3 separate regions of the Homo sapiens genome follow, and all the other regions are linked to region 3. A link is a loop called in an ENCODE intact Hi-C map of the cell type or tissue named here. Cell type or tissue: CD4-positive, alpha-beta T cell. All regions are shown on one strand. Links, peaks and the distances in the headings refer to the core of each region. The heading gives the core; the rest is flanking DNA. Region 1 overlaps CYTH4 (cytohesin 4). Region 2 overlaps CDC42EP1 (CDC42 effector protein 1). Region 3 holds the start of LOC107985576 (a long non-coding RNA gene).

Evidence for each region. Hi-C counts contacts between places; a loop is a spot of excess contacts. Peaks named below come from ENCODE experiments on the same cell type or tissue, not always from the same donor. Only the 100,000 strongest peaks of a DNase experiment are listed, where the experiment ranks them.
Region 1: it touches region 3 in a loop (4-fold over the local background); 24 of 110 quality-filtered maps call a loop at or near these places.
Region 2: it touches region 3 in a loop (5-fold over the local background); 6 of 110 quality-filtered maps call a loop at or near these places.

The regions. Positions count from the first base shown.
Region 1 is chr22:37,313,237-37,319,853 of GRCh38, reverse strand. CYTH4 (cytohesin 4) reads right to left here. Exons shown (of 13, transcript NM_013385.5): 13 at 4,513-6,415. The coding sequence ends at 6,343. It overlaps LOC105373024 (a long non-coding RNA gene), which reads left to right. Exons shown (of 4, transcript XR_938232.3): 2 at 2,349-2,462. Among named protein-coding and RNA genes, the nearest start is that of CYTH4, 34 kb to the right of the region's middle. RefSeq lists an enhancer at 1,063-1,920. In CD4-positive, alpha-beta T cell, for the core only: CTCF peaks have their summits at 2,612 and 2,817 (motif pointing left); DNase peaks (open chromatin) are centred at 2,823 and 5,043; H3K27ac peaks cover 1,164 bases.
Region 2 is chr22:37,564,712-37,571,328 of GRCh38, reverse strand. CDC42EP1 (CDC42 effector protein 1) reads right to left here. Exons shown (of 3, transcript NM_152243.3): 2 at 4,517-5,257; 3 at 1,924-3,221. The coding sequence starts at 4,979. The coding sequence ends at 2,509. It overlaps LGALS2 (galectin 2), which reads left to right. Exons shown (of 4, transcript NM_006498.3): 3 at 594-753; 4 at 917-1,081. The coding sequence ends at 1,066. Among named protein-coding and RNA genes, the nearest start is that of CDC42EP1, 7.5 kb to the right of the region's middle. RefSeq lists enhancers at 1-216, 856-1,364, 1,701-1,845, 1,593-1,887, 2,854-3,505 and a cis regulatory region at 1,766-1,779. In CD4-positive, alpha-beta T cell, for the core only: CTCF peaks have their summits at 3,639 and 3,838 (motif pointing right); DNase peaks (open chromatin) are centred at 3,878 and 4,778; H3K4me3 peaks cover 1,206 bases; H3K27me3 peaks cover 279 bases.
Region 3 is chr22:37,263,482-37,270,098 of GRCh38, reverse strand. LOC107985576 (a long non-coding RNA gene) reads left to right here and starts at 4,542. Exons shown (of 3, transcript XR_001755534.1): 1 at 4,542-5,295; 2 at 6,144-6,239. RefSeq lists enhancers at 2,552-2,741, 2,762-2,821. In CD4-positive, alpha-beta T cell, for the core only: CTCF peaks have their summits at 2,681 and 2,886; DNase peaks (open chromatin) are centred at 1,908 and 2,848; H3K4me3 peaks cover 967 bases; H3K27ac peaks cover 549 bases.

The sequences.
Region 1 (6,617 bases), core at 815-5,814, 50 kb before region 3:
TGGGTTACTTTTGAGGGTCACGTGCTGTTAAGAACCCACACACTGGGATTGGAACCCAGGCCTGCAGGTGGACCCCAGGACCCAGGTGCCTGCCAGTACACACCACTGAGCCAAGACTAAATGGCCAAGAAAGGGGAGGGGGCGGAATCGGGCAGACAGGGGAGGGAGGGGCAAGTGGGAGAGGTGGGAGTGGGGAGAGGAGGAGGAGATAAGAGGGTGAGAGGGTGCGGAAGAGGAGGTGGGAAGGGCTTTCTGCTGAGCCCAGGACTCTTGTCTAACTCGCAGCTGAAGGTGTCCACGGGGAGGTCCTGCTGCCCCTCTGACGCAGTGTGACCTGTTCACCTCCCCTCCGCCCGACTCCTTCCCCACACCTGCCCTTCGCTGGGCTGTTTCGGGGAATGCTGTCACCTCCCACAAGTCTTAGCCCCGGAGGCCCATCAAGCCTCTTTCCTCCTGTCCAGCGACCGCTCTGTTCCTCCCTCACCTCCTCCAGCCCCCTGTGGCCCACCTAGCCTCCTTAATCCATCCCTTGAGTGGTCGATCCTAGGGGCTATCCCCAGACGGCTTCCAGCCGTCTCTCTCCTGCTTTGAACCCTTTCCTGGCTCCCCGTCACCGTCCTGGTAAAGTCACCCACGCAGGCTGGCCAGTGTGTCTCCGCTTCTGTTGCATTCCAAGTCCAGCTGTTCTAGGCAGGCCTCCTCCAGGCCCACCAAAGAATTCACCGCTTCTCAAATGTGCCAAACTCCTGTGTGGGGGCTCCGTGCTCCAGTCTCCCCAGGCCCCACAGCCCCTCTTCCCTCATCCTTACCGTCGCTCCCAACGCTGTCCCCATAGCGAGGTCACTTCATCCTCCTCCGCCGGCCCTGCCTGCAGACCAGATTCGCCCACGTTTCTCCAGAGCCCAGCGCCCGGCCTGGAACCACCACGGGAAGAGCATGTTCTCCCCAAAGAGGCCCTGTGGAGTCTGGCTTTTCTCCTGGAGGGTGGTTGTTGGATCTTGGGCAGAGGAGGCTGTGCTGTCAGGAAGAAGCCAAAAGGGATGGGACAACATTGCCAGACAGGGAGGGAGGTGGGGCTGGCTCGCGGGGACGGTCCAGAGAGGGTCCCCACTGGGCCAGGATCACATGGCAGTTTGGGGCAAGGCCAGGATTTTGACCCAGATGTGTGTCACTCTCTGGCTTCATTCTTCAGCCATTCTGGGTGCAGTCTGGAGAGTTGGGAGGCATGCAGGAGTGAGTGGCTGGGTCTCTGGTGCCCCTCAGAGGCCAGGCTCTCAGGACACTTGGGGTAGGAGGTGGTCCTCCCATTGAAGGGAAGGAGGGTCTGGAGCCTGCAGTGTCCTGGTGGGAGCAGGCCTGTCTTTGATGCTCACACTTGCAGACCCCTGGGGAAGGCCTGAGTCATCACTGAGCCGGCAAACATATTTAGCTCCTTTTATGTCCCTAATAAATCAATTTCTCCAGGTCTTTCATACCTGCCACTCGACTCGGGCTGCCTGCCCCCATCTCCTGTCCCCTGGCAGCTCTGTGTGCCAGGCTTCAAGATGGAGGGGCTCCTCCTCCCCAGGTACCTGGCAGGGGCCCACTCTGCCTTCTCCAAGCCCCGCTGCCCTGGCCTATTCCAACCCAGAGCCTTCTGTGCCAAGCTAGTCCTCCCTCAGGCTGGGATGTCTCCGTTCAGCAGCCACATTACTGAATGCCCCCTCAGAGCTTCATGCGGCCAAAGCTGCAGCCCCAGAGCTGCAAGGATCCTGCACTGTGCACGCAGCTCAGTCCCAGCCAGCACCCAGCCTCCCTCAACCTTGCATTCTTTTGACTCACTGGGGCTTGTGTTTGGGGCCCAGGGGAGTTCCAGAAATACCTTGCCTCGACCTGCCCTCCTTGTCCTGTCTCCTACTGGCCCCACTGGCTGGAAGGCTCAGACCTCCACTTGGCTTATCTTTCCTGAGCACACCTCTTCCAAGAAGTCTTCCCAGATCTCCCCCACTACCCCACTGCCCACATGAATCTTTCCCCCTCAAATGGCCCCAATTCCATGTTTTTGTAGCTCCATGAATGCATGCCCACAGTCTGCCTTGTGACCATAATAATAGTAGCATGTAACGTCCCAGGAGCTGCCTAACGCTGTTGTTAGCATTTTACATATATTTAATTATTTCCATTTTATAGATGGGAAACCTGAGGCTCAGAGAGCTTAGGAAACCTGCTTAAGGCACAGGGTAGAGGTGAGCCTTCACCATGGCCCTCTGGGTGGCTCTGACGGCTACGTCACCCCCCCGCCCCGTGCCCTGACACAGTAATGGCTTTCGTGGTACCTGCTCATCTTCCTCCCCCGCCATCCCTTCCAGGGCAGGAGCTGTGTTGCAGCGGTGCCTGTTGCATGTGGAAGTCTCCCTTCAAGGTTTGCATCATGGAACTCACCTGGCCCAACCTCTCAGGGAGGAAAATTCCAACCAGAGAGGGTAAGCAACTCGTTCGGGGCCCCACAGCCAGAAAGCAAGAGTGCGCGAATCTCCCAGTGCCAGGCCCAATGCCAGCCCCAGCAGGGGTGACTGTGCCCAGCACGAGTGGCGGGGAGGCCCATGCTTGTTTGTGTCCATGGGTGTCTACTGGGCTGCTCGAGCCCTTGGGCCCTGATAGACCAGATGTCTCCCCCTTTAGGACGTCCAGGCCAGGGCTCTACTCCGGACAGAGACCCCGTCCCTGCAAGGGACAGCCAGTCAGCCCTGTCCAGCCCCGTCCAGCCCTGTCCAGCCCTGTGCAGCCAGTCCAGCCATTCTGACTGCAGCGTTGAAACCTCTTATCCACGTGTGGTGGGAGCCCCCTGCTGACCAGAGTGAGGAGTGGCAGAATGGCAGGAAGGTGAGCAGACATGCCCTGGAGAGACTCAGGGGGCCAGTGAGTCAGAGCCCAGCTCTCCATGCTCCTGGCTTGTGATGTGGCCTCTCCAGGTACTCCTGCATCTCCTGGAGGCACCAACGTTCTCATAGCTCTCTAGGCCTCTGGACATTTGCACCTGCTGATGCTGAGACCCAGAGGGCCTTTTATCAGTTAACTTCAGGTGAACTAGCAGTTATTGTGCACCTATTGTGTGCTGGGCACTCTGAGTATGTGCAAGGTCTGGCCCACAAGGAGCTCACAGTTCAGTGTGGGGCAGACATGAAGTGAGCTCACTGCATTATCAGGTGCGTGTCCTGTCCCCAGCCTGGCTGCCAATACTTGAGCACCCTCCTCAGAGAAGCCTCCCCGGATTGCCCTCTGCCCAGCCCAGCCCAGCCCAGCCCTCCACTGCCTGCTCTGCGTCCTCTGGAACAGCGTGTGTTCAGTACTGCAGGGATGTGAGCCCCATGCAGGCAGGGATTCGGCCTTGTTGTACCAGTGTCTGGGACAGTGCCTGGCACAACGTAGGTGCTCCATAAACATTTGTGGGATGTACAAATAAATGAAGGTTATTGAATTCAAGCTCCTCCGTTACCCACCAAGTGATCCTTGGAGCAGCAGTGCTTGCACTCCTCCAGCAACGGGGAACATTCTACTCACCTCCCGTGGCAGCAGGCTCTTTCTCTCTCTCTCTTTCTGTCTGTCTGTCTGTCTGTCTCTCTCCCTCCCCGCTCCTTCCTTCCTTCCTTTCTTTTTATTTTGAGACAGAGTCTCACTCTGTTGCCCAGGCTAGAGTGCAGTGGCATGATCTCGGCTCACTGCAACCTCTACCTCCCAGATTCAAGCAATTTTCCTGCCTCAGCCTCCCAAGTAGCTGGGATTACAGGCTTGCACCACCACGCCTGGCTAATTTTTTGTATTTTTAGACGGGGGGTCTCACCAGGTTGGCCAGCCTGGTCTCGAACTCCTAACTTCAGGTGATCTGCCCGCCTTAGCCTCCCAAAGTGCTGGGATTACAGGCGTGAGCCACCACGCCTGGCTCTTTTTTTCTTTTGAGATGGAGTCTTGCTCTGTCACCCAGGCTGGAGTGCAGTGGCACCATCTGGGCTCAATGACACCTCCGCCTCCCAGGTTCAAGCAATTCTCCTGCCTCAGCCTCCTGAGTAGCTGGGACTATAGGCACCCACCACCACGCCCAGCTAATTTTTGTATTTTTAATAGAGACGGGATTTCACCATGTTGGCCAGGCTGGTCTCGAACTCCTGACCTCAAGTGATCCTCCCACGTCGGCCTCCCAGAGTGTTGGGATTACAGGCGTGAGCCACCACGCCTGACCGGCAGCGGCTCTTTCTATCGTTAGACAGCATTGCCTGCTGGAAAGTCCTTTTGCCTTTCCCTGGGCTTGTCAGAACCAGCTTGCCTGCACCTGCTCTGTGGAAGCCCCATTGGCTGTCCAGCCCCTGGGGATGGCTCCTGTGCCAGTGTTCCGGGGATGGGGTCGTAGGGCCCTCTGAGTGACCAGCCTCCCTGCCTGGCCCTCCTGCCCTCCACTGGGAAAGGGACGGAGGTGGAGGGCCCGGTGGGGTCAAGGTGGCAGCCGCAGTCACAGAGAGGACAGAGCCCACTCACGAGTTGGATCAGGAGTTTTATTCTCTCTTTGGAATGACTCCCAGAACAGCCACTTATGCCCAGAAAATCCATGATCCCATCTCCTCCATGATGGAGGAAGCTGAGGACCAGAGAGGGGAAGGGAGTAGACTAAGGGAGTAGCCAGTGCATCCCAGGAGCAGGACAGAATCTCTGACCCCTGACCCCTAGCCCAGTGCTCCTTCCACCACCCCTGGCTGCTCCTTCATGGACCAATGAGGTGACAGAGGCAGGGCCTAGTTCACAGGCTGACAAGAATCTGCGGATGTCCTCAGATGTCCCACAAGGTGTCCTCCTGCAGACGCCCAACCCAGACCTTGTCTGCTGCAATATCACTACCAGTGCTTGCAGACCTCCAGAGACAGGAGTCTCACCACCTCGCAAGGCAGCTACTCCATCCTGACCCTGTGGAAGGTGTGCAAATGTGGGGGTGGGTGGGGACGAGGAGAGGTGCCTCGCGAGCTGCGGTTCCTTCTGGGGGATCCACCTGCTTCCTTGCCCACTCAGGCTGGCAGTGGGGCAGAGGCGGCCACATTTCCTGTTCCCCTGCCAAGGAATTTCCCTCCAGGGGCTCCCCTGGGCCTGTGTGAGGGGGTGAGAAGTGTTTCCTGTTAGTGGACTCCTCCTCCAGGCCAGGCCTCCCTGGAGACAGAGCTGGCTGCCCGGGTACTGGAAGTCAGCTCTACTCTGATAATACTTCTGCAGAGGGTCTCGAGATGCTGGGACCCGCCGGGCTGCCCTTTATCACCATGGGACTGCTCGTCAGTGGTCTTGCAGGAAAGCCATGGCCAAGACTCTCTCTCTCCAAGCATGAGCTCTGTGTTACTTTCTGGCTCAGCCACTGCCTCCAGGCAGCCCTCCTGTTAACCACAGTGCACGAAACTCTCCCTTCTTGGCTTCTTGGATATAGCACCCATCCTGCTTGAGTCCCATCTGTCTGGGATGTTCTCCGTCATTTTCTTGAGGGTCCCACCTGCTCCTCTCCCCGAAATGGACATCCTGGAAGGTGGAGTCTATACTGCTTTTCTCTCCCCAGCAACGTTGAATCCGGAGTCAGCCTGGGCTCCGCAAACAACGGCTGCCATCTCCAGCTGGAAGCTGGAGCACAGGGCTAGCAGGGGCCAATACGTTTCTAGTCCAAACACTGCAGTTTTGCAAGAACTAGAGAATGGGCATGACTTGGCAGAGGGCACACAGCGAGTCAGAGGCAGAGCTGGGACTGAGCTCGTGGGGTCCGGGCTCCTAGGGCAGTGCTCCCGGGGTTCTGTCCCGGGGTCCTGTCCGTGGGTCTGAGCTGTGTGTGTGCTGAGCTCTCTCAGGCAGAGAGGGCCAAGCCCAACCCGAGGACAGGGGAGGGGTTGGCAGAGATATCCCTGAAAAGGAAGAGCCTTGCCAGGGAGAAGAATCACTTAGGGACCCCACGGCCCCTCCTACGTTGAGGGCTGACAGCATCTAAGTGCAGAGAGCGCCTTCAGAGCCGAGGACACCGAAGTCCAGAGAGAAGAGAAGTTGCAGCATTCTGGGGCTGGTTTTCCTCTGGCTGCTCTCCTCACCCCTTCCTGTAGTGCACGTAGGGCAGGGGCCTGCAGCTGGGTGCCCAGGCCAGGGGGCCTCATTGCTGGACTCTGAGCCCACTGCAGCTCCCACCCACCCTCCTGAGCTCTGCCTTCCCCTCTAGAGTCAGCTCGAGGTAACGGGGAACAGCAATGATGTCTGTGGCCCAAAAGAGTGCACTGGGGTGGGAGGTGGGTCTCCAGGTGCTGCAGGCGATGGGACTCTCAGGGTGACCAGCCCCCAGTGCCACCTCCAGGAATCTCACTGCTTGCTGGCAATCTTCTTCTTCCGAGTAGAGACCAGGTCGTAGAAGGGGACACGGGTGATGCTGGCTCTAGAATGAGTGGGAGGAGAGATTTCAGGGCTGGACTGGCCGTCAAGGTGGTCTGCTCTCCCAGGGCTTGTATCAGGGGCATGGGATTCCCAGGGAGGTGTCAGCCTGCTCTGCCGCGGGGGAAAGGCCAGATGGCCCCAACAAAGGCTGTGCCAGGGTAAGTCCAGACTTGTAAGCCTAACCCAGTGTCCCATGGGCAGGG
Region 2 (6,617 bases), core at 1,091-6,090, 300 kb before region 3:
TGCTTTATCTACTTTTGGTTAGAGAGGGGGCGGGCAGGTGCATGCCATAGGAGCTAAGGGAAAAGTGACTTATTTCTCCTACTTGGGTCCCTCAAGTTTGTCAAAATGTGTGATACCCTTGGTCTGAGACTCCCAAATGAAGACACCCCATGACCCAGAATGCCCCACTTTCAGGAACCCTGCAGGTCTAGCCCAGGCTCCTGTAGTGATCTTGCCAAGAAGTCATACAACCCCGGTTGCACACCCATAGTGACAGGGAGCTCACCACCTTAGGTTGGCTGCTGGTGGCTAAATTTAATAGGTCTTCAGATATCTAAGAGATAGCATTTCTCTCTCCCAGGAGAGCCACCCCCAATTCCCGAAGCTGTCACTATCAGTTACCCTTCTCTCAACAGCGTGATCCCTGCTCCAAATGGAATGTGCTACCACAGTGCTAAGTCTGAGCAGGTTGTTACCTCCCTTGTTTTAAGGCACAGATCTCAACTAACACAAGCTTTGATTCTTCCAGCTTGTGGTCAACCAAGGTCCTCCAACCCAAGCTGCTTTATCCAGGCCTGAGCCCTGAACCTCACCTGCTACCCCTTCTCCTGCAGCTTTGTAATTAATCTGGGCCAGGGGACAGACAAGCTGAACCTGCATTTCAACCCTCGCTTCAGCGAATCCACCATTGTCTGCAACTCATTGGACGGCAGCAACTGGGGGCAAGAACAACGGGAAGATCACCTGTGCTTCAGCCCAGGGTCAGAGGTCAAGGTGAGGTCAAAGGGGGAAAGGGCACTGGGGTGATGTCAAGGGGAGGGCCCAGATGGAAGAGAGCCTGGCCTGGACACAGGTGCTGGCCTTGTTTGAGCCATCAGGCACTGCCCTGGCCCATTTCCAGGGCCTCCTGCCTCCTTGACACCCTCCCTCCCCACAGTTCACAGTGACCTTTGAGAGTGACAAATTCAAGGTGAAGCTGCCAGATGGGCACGAGCTGACTTTTCCCAACAGGCTGGGTCACAGCCACCTGAGCTACCTGAGCGTAAGGGGCGGGTTCAACATGTCCTCTTTCAAGTTAAAAGAATAAAAGACTTCCAGCCGAGATTCTCTGTCCTGGTTCTTCTTCCGAGTCACACCAGGATCAACAGAGCTTGGGTGTGTTCCCCTATCCCTACCTGCAGTTCCTGCCCCAGGGCTAAAAGCAAACAAAATAATCTGTTTTTATCGAGTCTTCCTGTGGCAAGAACTGTGGCTTGTGACTCCTTTCTCTCTTGGGTCCCTCAAGTTTACAAAAACATGGGATACCCCTGGTCTGAGGACCTCTGAATGAAGGCACCCCATGATCCAGAATGTCCTGCTCTCAGGGATCCTGAGGTCCCGTAGTGATCCTGCCTCCTGCCACACATCCTCTGGTTGCATACCTGTAGTGACAGGGAGTGCACCACCTCACGTTAGCTGTTTGTGGCTAAATTTAACCGGTCTTCCGATACCTAAGGAGGGCATTTCTCTTTCCGTGCATTTTAATGCTCCTGGCATTTTCATAATACTGAGGAGGAAACAGATATGAGGACACCCGGCTGCCATGTTGGGAGGCTGAGACATGCTCCCAACAGTCCTACGCACTTGCTTCTGTCTACTTGCCCCCACTATCGCCAGAGCAAATGCCATGCTGCCCTGTGGGATTATGGGGCAGACACGAGTCCCAGGCACCTGGGCCAGGGGCTGTTCCCGGAACTGCAGATAAGGGCTCCCACCTGGGCCTCTTATCTCAGGGGCGTTCCAGCCTGGTTACTCATTACCCTCCCCTTGGCGCGTCCACTTCCCTTCCCTGCTGGGGGCCTTGATGGGGGATCCTTGGCTTTCTAAACTCCCTGGAGGGGAGGGGACTGAAGCAGACAGAGCTGATGCTGTTGTCCCAGGTCCCCAAGCATCTTGCAGGACACCTTTTATCAAAACAGCCTTATTTAATCAGGCCCCAGAGGCAAGTCTGGGGTATACAGGCAGGTGGGATTCCTCCCCGGGAGGTCATACCTGACCTTTCTGGGGTAAGAGGGAGGCTGGGGCGGGGATGTTGGGGAAGCGGCCTGGGAGACGGCTGTCAGGGTTGCAGCAGGGACGCTCTGGGATGAGCTGGGGGCAGGCGGTCCCTTTGGGAGGTGAGACAATGGCCCTGTGTGGTACACTCCCTGCCCCCCACCCCCCACGGGCCGCTTGGTCTGGCACAAAGGACACACTGTGAGGCTGGGTCCTCCAGCTGGTGGGGGTGGCATGGAGTGGGGCCTAAGGAACAGCTATTAGGTCCAGAGTGGCAGTCGGGGGAGGTGGTCAGTTTGGCAGGGCCTCTGGGAGCATAAAAGTCCCAGAGCAAGCCTGGCCTTCCCTGTCCTCCCTCCCATGTCTGTCCTGCAGAGGTGGGGAGGGGTTTAGGGGCAACATGACTTCTCCCCTCTCCGGTCTGGTAGGAACCAGCTGTTAGGTGAGGGGCCGGCTCTGCACCTAGGTGGGGCCCTGGGACCGTGCCCCAGCCCCTCACACCTTGACCTCATCATCCTCCTCAGCATCCGCAAATTCAAAGGTGTTTGCTTGCACTGTGCTGGGCACTGGGGTCCTGCTGCCTGCCTGGGGCGCCCTCCACTCTTCGTCCAGGCTCTCCCAGGAGGCCCGGGCTTGGGGCAGCACCTCCACCCGCTCCTGCCGCGCATCCATCTCTGGGTAGTGGTGGCCGCCATCCCAGCCTGCTCCCCAGTGCCTGCCGAGGGCAGGGCCAGCAGGTCCTCGGGGACCCCCTCCCACTGGGCTGGACTTCACCTCAGCCACTGGGCCCAACCCAGCTGTTACCCCATTGGGACAGTGTCCATGGGGTGTGGAGCTTGCGGCAGGGGCTGGGGGATTTGCAGCAGGACCCGTGGGGGTTGCGGCAGGTGCTGAGGGGTTTGCAGCAGGCGCTGGGGGGTTTGCAGTAGTGGCTGGGGGGTTTGCAGCAGGACCCGTGGGGTTTGCAGTAGGGGCTGGGGGGTTTGCAGCGGGGGCTGGAGTCTCAGCTGCAGGGGCTTCTGGGAGGCTCATGACCCCTAGCAGCTCGCTGAGGAGTGAGGGCCCAAGGTCGAGGTCCAGGCGGAAGGACAAGAGAGAGTCAGAGCGGCGAAGCCCGGGCTCAGAGGGGAAGGAACCATCCCGGTCTCGGTCATGCGGCTTTTCCGAGCGGGGCAGGCGGGAGATGGTGCAGAACCCAGAGTCCAGGCCTAGAAGAGAAATGGGCAGTGGGCTCAGAGCTGGGGTCCCTCACCAGGAATTCAGGAGGGGAGACAGGACCAGTCCTGGCTTGCTGTGTGGCCTCTGGCTAGTCCCTCCCCTCTCTGGCCTCGGTTTCTCCCATCTTTCCAATAGAATACACTCCATGGTCACCTGTGTGATCTTCCTGTCTACCCCGAAAGCTGAAAATCATCATTATCCTCATTTCCATTATGCAGATGGGGAAAGTGAGGCTCAGTTTGGGATGGGGCGAAGGAGCTAGCCCAAGGCCATAGAAGTCTGACGAGGTGGAATCAAGTCTGGAGCTCAAATCTCCTCTCAGTCCCAACTGTGACCTCAGCCATGGCCACCGGCTCCCTGCCATGACGCTGGCCGATGGCTGCAGGTGAACCCATAGCACGTGAGCTGGTTTGTGGACACAGGATGGGACCAGCAATCAGGGTCTGACTGTATAGAAATGAAGGACAGACATGTCCAGCCCCTGCTTCCAGGACTACAGACCTGAGACAGAATCGGGTTTCTGTGGACCAGTCCTCAGTGCGGTTCTGAGCAGCCGCCTGGGGCAGGGGTGTTAGAGCCACTCCCGCAAGGCAGGGAGTGGCCACCAGGTGGCAGCAGGGGCCCATGGTTCTCAGGTGAGCTCTGACCGAACGGCCAAGGTGGCACTTCTGGCTGGGCAGGAAGGCCTGTGGCTTGCGGTTCCTGTGAGTGGTTTCCCAAATTTGTCGAGTTACAGGAAACCAAGTTCAGATAACAACAGCTCCAGTGTCCTGAGCACCTACTAAGTATCAGCCCCCCTGCGCCTCTCCTGGCACTGAATCTTAGCAATGACCCCGAGAGACTCATTATCCAGGCGAGGACTTGAACTTATAGAGGTCAACTGACTTCCTGAAATTCAGGCAGAACTGGATTGGAATCTAGAGCCCAGGCCCTTCACCTCTCCATGATATCATTCCGACATGAGGGGAAGGCTTTGGTTGAAGGGGGCAAGAATGGGTGGGTGACTGGTTCAGCTAAGGCCCAGAGAGGGGGATGTGCTTGCCCAGGTCACACAGCAAGTGAGGGGCAGCTAGAATTCAAACTCCACCTCCTCACTCTCAACCTCAGGTGTTTTGGGGAGTCAGCTTGTTCCCACCACTGCACCCCCTCCCCATCCATGATGTGGGGTCTGGGCCTGACCTCTGTGGTCACTTGGAGCTCACTTGGAGCTTGGAGGAGCCACTGAACCCCTCTGGGCCTCAGCCTCAGCCTCTGAAAAGTGGGCCAAGATGGCCCAGGCCCTCACCGTAGCTGGAGTGGCCGTCCGTGGAGCTGGTGGGGCTGCTGTCGAAGCTGAGCTTGCCAACCACGAGGCTGTCGTAGGCGGCCTGGTTGAGCTGGGGCAGGGAGATGGCGTTCTTGATGATGGGGGAGATGGCCGGTGGAGCCGGGGAGGGTGCAGGGGGAGATGCCATCCTCCGGGGGGGCGCCCCCACCCTCCGCACCAGCTGCAGCTTCTTGGCCAGGAAGCTGCGGGGTGAGCGATGGGTGCTCCCGGAGCTGCCACCGTGGTTGCTGAGGAAGGACGTGTCCCCGAAGACATCCCCGCCACGGCCCACATGCATGGTGTGGCGGAAGTCCCCGAGTGGGTGGCTGATCATGTCTGCAGTCAGCCGCCTCTTTCCCTGTGAACTGGACACCCAGCCCACAGGCGAGAGCTTGCCCAGGCTCATGGTGGCGGCGCCTCTGCCCCCCTGGGGGCCGGGCATCAGCTCTGGCTGCTCACAGCTGCTAGTCCATGCCTACCAGGGGCCGGGGGAGGGAGGTGGGCTGGGCTTGGGATGGCTGCTCAGCTCCTTTGCCCTGGCGGAAGCTGTAAATGGCACTCTCCTAAGGTGAGGTCCCCAAATGCAGAGGCTGTGGGGGGTTCATGGCTCGTCTCTCCCAGGGGCCCGGCTCCCAGCCCCTCAGAAGCAGCTATAGATGTTCAAGCGCAGAGAAAGCACCCCCGAGGTGGTCGGCAACTCTCCTGCCCAGAGGTGGAGACCTGGAAGGAAGACAGAATGGGCGGTGACGGCAGGCCCGCGACAGAGGAGGAAATCCGGGGTCCAAACATTAGCAGCTGAAGAGGATAGATGATCACACCCAACTACACGGATGGAGGCCTCCAACTGACGCGGGGCAGAAGCTAGGCACACGGGGACCCAAGTGAGTCTGTGTATAGAAAGTTCAAGAACACAGCCGGGTGCGGTGGCTCATGCTGGTAATCCCAGCACTTCGGGAGGTTGAGGTGGGTGGCTCACCTGAGGTCAGGAGTTCGAGACCAGCCTGGCCAACATAGAGAAACCCCGTCTCTACTAAAAATACAAAACTTAGCCGGACGTGGTGGTGCGCACCTGTAATCCCAGCTACCCAGGAAGCTGTGGCAGGAGAATCACTTGAACCTTGGAGGCAGAGGTTGCAGTGAGCCAAGATCACATCACGGCACTCCAGCCTCGGCAACAAGAGCAACATTCCGTCTCAAAAAAAAAAAAAAAAAAAAAAAAAAAAACAAGGAAGTTCAGTAACAGGCAAAACCAATTGATGCTATTAGCAATCAGAATGATGGCAGCCTCTGAGCAGGTACTGACTGAATAGGGGACAAATAATTCATTGAGCTATACACTTAAGCCATGTATCAGGAAAAAATAGAAGCACTCATTCACTCATTCTAAGTCTGAGCAACATAATGAGACCTGGTTTTTACAAAAAAATTTTAAAAAAATTAGTTGGGTGTGGTGGTGTATGCCTGTGGTCCTAGCTACTCAGGAGGCTAAGAAGGGAGGATCCTTTGAGCCTAGGAGGTCAAGGCTGCAATGAGCCATGATTGTGTCACTGCACTCCAGTCTGGGAGACAGAGCAAGACCTTGTCTCAAAAAAAAAAAAAAAAAAAAGGAAAAAAAAAAGAAAGCACTTATTCTGCAGGGCCCACTTATGAAGCACTTACTAAGTGCCAAGACCTCACCCGCCTCATCGTTTAAACCCATACAATACTCCTGAGGGGCTGGGCGCGGTGGCTCACGCCTGTATTCCCAGCACTTTGGGAGGCCAAGGCGGGTGGATCACGAGGTCAGGAATTAGAGACCAGCCTGGCCAACATGGTGAAACCCCGTCTCTACCAGAAATACAAAAAATTAGCTGGGCGTAGTGGCGGGCGCCTGTAATCCCAGCTACTCAGGAGCCTGAGGCAGGAGAATTGCTTGAACCCGGGAGGCAGAGGTTGCAGTGAGCCGAGATTGCGCCACTGCACTCCAGCCTGTGCGACAGAGCGAGACTCCGTCTCACAAACAACAACAACAACAAAAACATTACTCCTGAGGGCAGCATGAGATTAGAGAGGGGAAACTGAGGCACAAAGTGACGTAACT
Region 3 (6,617 bases), core at 929-5,928:
ATATCTTATTGTGGTTTTATTGTATTTCCCTGACGACTGGCAACGTTGAACATTTGTTTTTCATGTTATCTGTTGGCTATCTGCATGTCTTCTTTTGAGAAATGTCTATTCAAGTCTTTTGCCCATTTAAAAATTGTATTTTTTTTTCTTCCTGTTGAGTTATTTGAGCTCCTTCTGTGTTCTGGACATTAATTCTTTGTTGGGTGGATAGTTTGCAAATATTCCCTCCCATTCTATAGGTTGCCTCTTCTCTCTGTGGATTGTTTCCTTTGCCATGCAGATGTTTTTGGCTTGTTGCATTCCCCATTTGTCTATTTTTGCTTTTGTTGCCTGTGCTTTCGAGGTCTTATAAAAAAAAAAAACACTTTGTCCAGACCAATGTCCTGAGGCATTTTCTCTATGCTTTCTTCTAGTACTTTCCTAGTTTCGAGTCTTACATTTATGTCTTTAATCCATTTTGAGCTGATTTTTGTGTGTGGTGGGAGACAGGGGTCTAGGTTCCTTCTTCTGCATGCTGATATCCAATTTTCCTGGTCCACTTACTGAAGAGACTGTCCTTTCCTCAGTGTATATTCTTGGTGCCTTTGTAAAAAACCATTTGGCTGTAAATACGTGGATTTATATCTGGGTTTTCTATTCTGTTCCATTGGTCTATGTGTCCATTTTTGTTTTTGTTTTTGTTTTCTGAGACAGAGTCTTACTTCTTGCCCAGGCTGGAGTGCAGCAGCGCCATCTCCGCTCACTGCAATCTCCACCTCCCGGGTTCAAGCGATCCTCCCACCTCAGCCTCCCAAGTAGCTGGGAATACAGGCAAAAGCCACCATGGTTGGCTAATTTTTGTAGTTTTAGTAGAGACGGGGTTTCACCTTGTTGGCCAGGCTGGTCTTGAACTCTGACCTCAAGTGAACTCCTGCCTCAGCCTCCCAAAGTGCTGGGAATACAGCTGTGAGCCACTGCACCTGGCCTATGTGTCTACTTTTATGCCAGTACCATGCTGTTTTGGTTACTATAGCCTGGTGGTATGTTTTGAAGTCAGGTAGTGTGATGCCTCCAGCTTTCTTCCTTTTGCTCAAAGGCCCTGAATGCTTTGTCCATACAGATTGCATACAGATTTTAGGATTTTTTTTTTCTATTTCTGTGATGAATGTCATTGATATTTTGGTAAAGATTATATTGAATCTGTAGATCCCTTTGTGTGGTATGGACATTTTAACAATATTAATTCTTCCAATCCATGAACATGGGTTATTTTTCCATGTTTTTGTGTCCTCTTCAGTTTCTCTCATCAGTGTTTTATAATTTTCATCATAGAGATCTTTTCCCTCTTAGGTTAAATTTATTCATGGCTGGGCATGGTGGCTCACGCCTGTAATCCCAGCACTTTGGAAAGCCGAGGCGGGTGGATCACGAGGTCAGGAGATAGAGACCATCCTGGCTAACACGGTGAAACCCCGTCTCTACTAAAAATACAAAAAAAAAAAAAAAAAATTAGCCAGGTGTCATGGCGGGCATCTGCTGTCCCAGCTACTCGGGAGGCTGAGGCAGGAGAATGGCGTGAACCCGGGAGGTGGAGCTTGCAGTGAGCCGAGATCGCACCATTGCACTCCAGCCTGGGCAACAGAACGAGACTCTGTCTCAAAAAAAAAATTATTCGTAAGTGTGGTTTTTTTTTTTTTTTTGCAGCTATTATAAATGGGATTGCTTTTTTCTTTTTCAAGTTGCTTCCTACCGGTGTAAAGAAACACTTCTGATTTTTGTATGTTGATTTTGCGTCTTGCAACTTCACTGAATTTATTAGTCCTAACCATTTTTGAATGGAGTGTTTGGGTTTTTGTAAATATAAGATGATGTCATCTGCAAAAAGGGACAATTTTACTTCCTGCTTTCCAGTTTGGATGCCATTTTTTTCTTTCACTTGCCCAATTGCTCCGGGTAGGGCTAGAGTTTCAGTTTTGCAACCTTAAAAAAGTTGCACATTGTGAATGTACTTAATGTCACTGAACTTTACACTTCAAATGGTAAAAATGGTACATTTTCTGTTATGTATATTTCACTACAATTAAAACAACACAAATGAAGCCCTACAGAAAAGTTTTTTAAAAGGCCACCAAAAACCCTAGAAAGCTCTGGGAGGCACCCAGTGCGAGACCCGCACAGAGGGGCTCAGGCCTGAGATCAGGCCACCAAGCTGGGCAGACATGGCCAGCTCCTCCCCGTTACTGCTGGCTGCCCCGCTATAGTGAGCTTCCCTCTCTGGGCCTCAGCTTCCTTTTCTGTAAAACAGGGTTAGTGACCAGGTGCGGTGGCTCATGCCTGTAATTCCAGCACTTTGGGAGGCCGAGGTGGGTGGATCACCTGAGATCAGGAGTTCGAGACCAGCCTGACCAACAAGGTGAAACCCTGTCTCTGCTAAAAATACAAAAATTAGCCGGGCATGGTGGCAGGCGCCTGTAATCCCAGCTACTCAGGAGGCTGAGACAGGAGAATCGCTTGAACTCGGGAGGTGGAGGTTGCAGTGAGCCGAGATCGCACCACTGCACTCCAGTCTGAGTGATGGAGTGAGACTCCGTCTCAAAAACAAAACGAAAAACAGAAAACAAAAACAAAAAAACCGGGGTTAGTGACGACGCCTCCCTCAAGGGAAGGTTGTTTTTGTTTCATTTTTTCAAACAAGGGAAGTTTTGCAGAATGTAATGAAATAATCCATGTAAGGCAGTCAGCACAGAGCACGGCCACGAGTGGCCGAGGGAAGTGGGCCTGGGGTCTCTCAGCTCTCCAGAGCCGAGGCCCACAGGAGGAGCCAGACCAGAGTCGGGGCAGGGGTCTGGCCCTCCTTGCCCCACCCCTCGTCGGTTTCCTAGGTGACCAAAGCCAGCCCGCGGGCTCCCCTGCGTGGTCGCCGCGGGGATGGCACTCAGAGAACCCACCGCCTGGGGCTCCCCTGTGAACGAGGGGACCTCTGAGGGTCCTTCAGCCCCAATACCCAGGTATCCGTGGGGCTGGATTCTGGCCGGGAACAGGGCTGGACCCCTAGGAGCCCGTCACATGGGGGAGGCAATCCAATCCAGGATGATTCCGCTGACACGTAACGAGTTCTTGAAACAGTATGAACGGGAGTGGTAAGGATGGATTCCACATGGGGAGAACTGGGGAAGGGGTTGTCAGGTGTAGGGGTTGGGTTAGGAGAGCTGGCTTGGAAGAGGGAAGGGCACCGGGTGGTGGGGACAGCATGTGCAAGCCACAGAGGTGGAGACTGGGCGACCTCTGTGTACACTGGTGGGCAGGAGCACGCACTTAACGCTGAGTGAGTGTATGCGTGTGGCTTTAGCGGGAAGCAGGGGGGATGAACCTCAAAGGAGAAATGGGCCAGGTGCCCACGCCTGTAATCCCAGCGCTTTGAGAGGCCGAGGCCAGCGGATCATCTGAGGTCAAGAGTTTGAGACCAGCCTGGCCAACATGGTGAAACCTAGTCCTTACTAAAAATACAAAAATTAGTCGGGTGTGGTGGCACATGCCTGTAATCTCAGCTACTTGGGAGGTTGAGGCAGGAGAATCGCTTGAACCTGGGAGGTGGACGTTGCAGTGAGCTGACATCTCACCACTGCACTCCAGCCTGGGCCACAGAGTAAGACTCTGTCTCAAAAAAAAAAAAAAAAAGAGAAATGGGAGCCAGGTGGTGAGAGGCTCTGAATGCCAGAACACCATTTACTCTTCTTATTTTTTTCAGATTGGCAATAGGTAAGAAAGAAACCCTCCTTGGTGGGAAATGTCTCTTGTGCCAGATGCCTTGTCCCAAGTGCTCCTCAGTACAACCCTTTGAGATTCTGTTATGAGCCTGCCTTGCCTATGAGTGAGGCTGAGCCTTGGAGAGGTGTCCTCACTCCCTCTGGGTCACATGCCAGATGGTGGAGACCTGAGAACCGGGAACCAAGGTGAGCCCTGATTTGCAGTTTAGAAAGGTCACTCTGGCTGTCATGTGAAGGAAGGACTTGATGGACAGATTAAATGCAGACAGGCCTCTTAGGAGGCTGTTACAAAGGCCCAGGCCAGGGGTGCTGATGGTTGGGGGTACAGAGGATCTGGGGTGTGAGGGACCTTTGTGAGAGGTAATTAGATACTGAAACTGACTGGTCCTGGTGAAAAATCGAGGGTGAAGGTGAGCAGAGTGAAGGATGACTTTGAGGTTTCCAGCCTGGGAGACTGGCGGGTGATGGTGCTGTTTCTACAGGGGGCTGAGCCAGCTTAGTGGGCAGTAGGTTAATGATGGCTGCAAATTCTTTTTTTTTTTTTTTTTTGAGATGGAGTCTCGCTCTGCCGCCCAGGCTGGAATGCAATGGCATGATCTCGGCTCACTGCAACCTCCACCTCCCGGGTTCAAGCCATTCTCCTGCCTCAGCCTCCCAAGTAGGTAAGACTACAGGCATGTGCCACCATGCCTGGCTAATTTTTTGTATTTTTAGTAGAGACAGGGTTTCACCGTGTTGGCCAGGCTGGTTTCAAACTCCTGACCTCAAGTGATCCGCCCGCCTTGGCCTCCCAAAGTGCTGAGCCACTGTGCCCAGCCGATGGCTGCAAATTCTGTGCTCCTCTTTCCATTGAGCGGGGGAGTTTATTCCTTTCTTAGTACCTGGGCTTGGGCCCAGGACTCACGTGACCCATGGAACAGAGGTCCAGCTGGTATTCCATTGCCTGGCTATGGCAACTCGTTCAAGAGTGGTTTGGTGACCTGAGTAAGTCCAGTGAGATTCAGTCCTGGGACTTTTGCTGGAACAACTAGACAAAGAAAACTCCTTTCCAGTTGTGATGTCCAGCTGGGAAGATGATGTGAATCTGGAGTTCTAAGTACCAGAAGGATCCTAAGAATGAAGCCACAGCAGAGGAAGGTGAGTGGGGAGATGTGCAACAACAGCTATTGAGGCTGGATGGTATCATATGGGCCTCTGCATCATCAATGCTGGAAGCCCAGACAACTTGGTTACGTGAGCCAGCTAATTCCCTTTATGGCTATGACAAATATTAAAAAGTAGGCTCACTCAACAGCTATTCTCAATCCCTCTCCAGCTCTCCTTCCTCTACTAACTACAGAGTCTGAAACCTAAATTGTTATTTCCCAGCCTCCTTTGCAGCCAAGGATGGCCATGTGACCTTTCTGGCCAACCAGGGTCCCTGGAGAGGGTGGCCCTTCCTGAATAAAAGGAAATTCTCATGAGGAGAAGGCAGTGTTTGGCCCCCTTCCCTGCTGCTTGGAAAGTGGGTGTGAGGCTGGCAGGTGCAGCCAACTTGCAGCTCTCAACGGTAAGCATGAGGGGCAGAGCAAGTGCTGAGGGTGATGGGACCAAAACACAGAAGGGCCCAGGTTTCTGATGGCACTGCTGGGCTGCAGCTCCAGTCCCAGGCTGCCTCCTGACACCCTGCTGAGTGAGATCAACAAAGCCCTGCCCGAGCAAGCCCTGCTGCTTGTCTGCAGTGGAGTATGAGTGTGCTGACACATGGAGTGAGACAGAGGAGCCCAAACCAGTGCAAGGAGACAACTGGAAAAATATTGAAAAGGGGAGGGAGTGGCCCTAGCCAAGTGATGCAGAGAGGCAGGGTAGGAGTGGGCTAGGGCCCAGGTCGACTCACTCACCTTCCATTCTACCCCGCCTCACCCTCCTATACTGCAGAGGCTAGCAAGCTAAAGCCACCCTTCCTCCCGGATCCCTTGCAGCTATGATTCTGGATGTGAATTAGATCCTACCAATGGGATTTGCTCCCATGAGATTTGGAAAGCAGCTGTCTTCTTGCTGCTCTTGGCAGTCATTGCTGGCAAGTGACCTTGTGGGTGTCAATAAGCAGTTGCAGCAGAGGACGCAGTGCTGGACCCTGTGTCGTAGTATCTGGACTCTGACTTCCTGAGGCTCAAGATTCGGGTACAGCAGTGGTGGTAGCATCCTAACCCCTGGGTGGCAGCCACAGTGGGGGGTTTAGAGGTGGCCCCTGACTCCTCACCTTCCTGGCTGTGGCCTCGGTGGCAGCCCCTCTTGGTCAGTTCTGTGGTGTCCTGGGAGTCATTTCTGGAAACTGGCCCTGGAGCACGCTCCCTGAGTACATCTTATGATGTTGTAGGTGCTGAATTTCCTATGTTCAATCTCTTTCTGCTTAAGATACCTAATGTGGCTTCTAGTCCTTACACTGAAACATGACTGATACAAGGACCAAGAAGTGACCGTTGGATTTAGAAACCTGGACGTCATACGTAGGTGAGCCTCAAGGGAGCATTTTCACTGGAGTGGTGGTGTAGGGCCATCCATTGTGGGAGCCGTTAGCACCTGTATTAATTCTCCAGGGCTGCCATGTCAAAGGACCACAGATCGGGAGGCTTCAACAACAGGAATGTACTTTTTCACAGTTCTGGAGTCTGGAAGTCCAAGATCAAGGTGTCAGCAGGGTTGTTTCTTCTGAGGGCTCCCCTTGGCTAATGGTGGCCGTCTTCTCCCTGTGTCCCCACATGGGCTTCCCTCTGTGCGTGTCTGTGTCCTAATCTCCTCTTCTTATATGCACACCAGGCATATTGGGTGAGGGTCCACTCTCATGACCTCACTCTACCTGAATCACCTCTTTTTTCTTCTTCTTCTTTT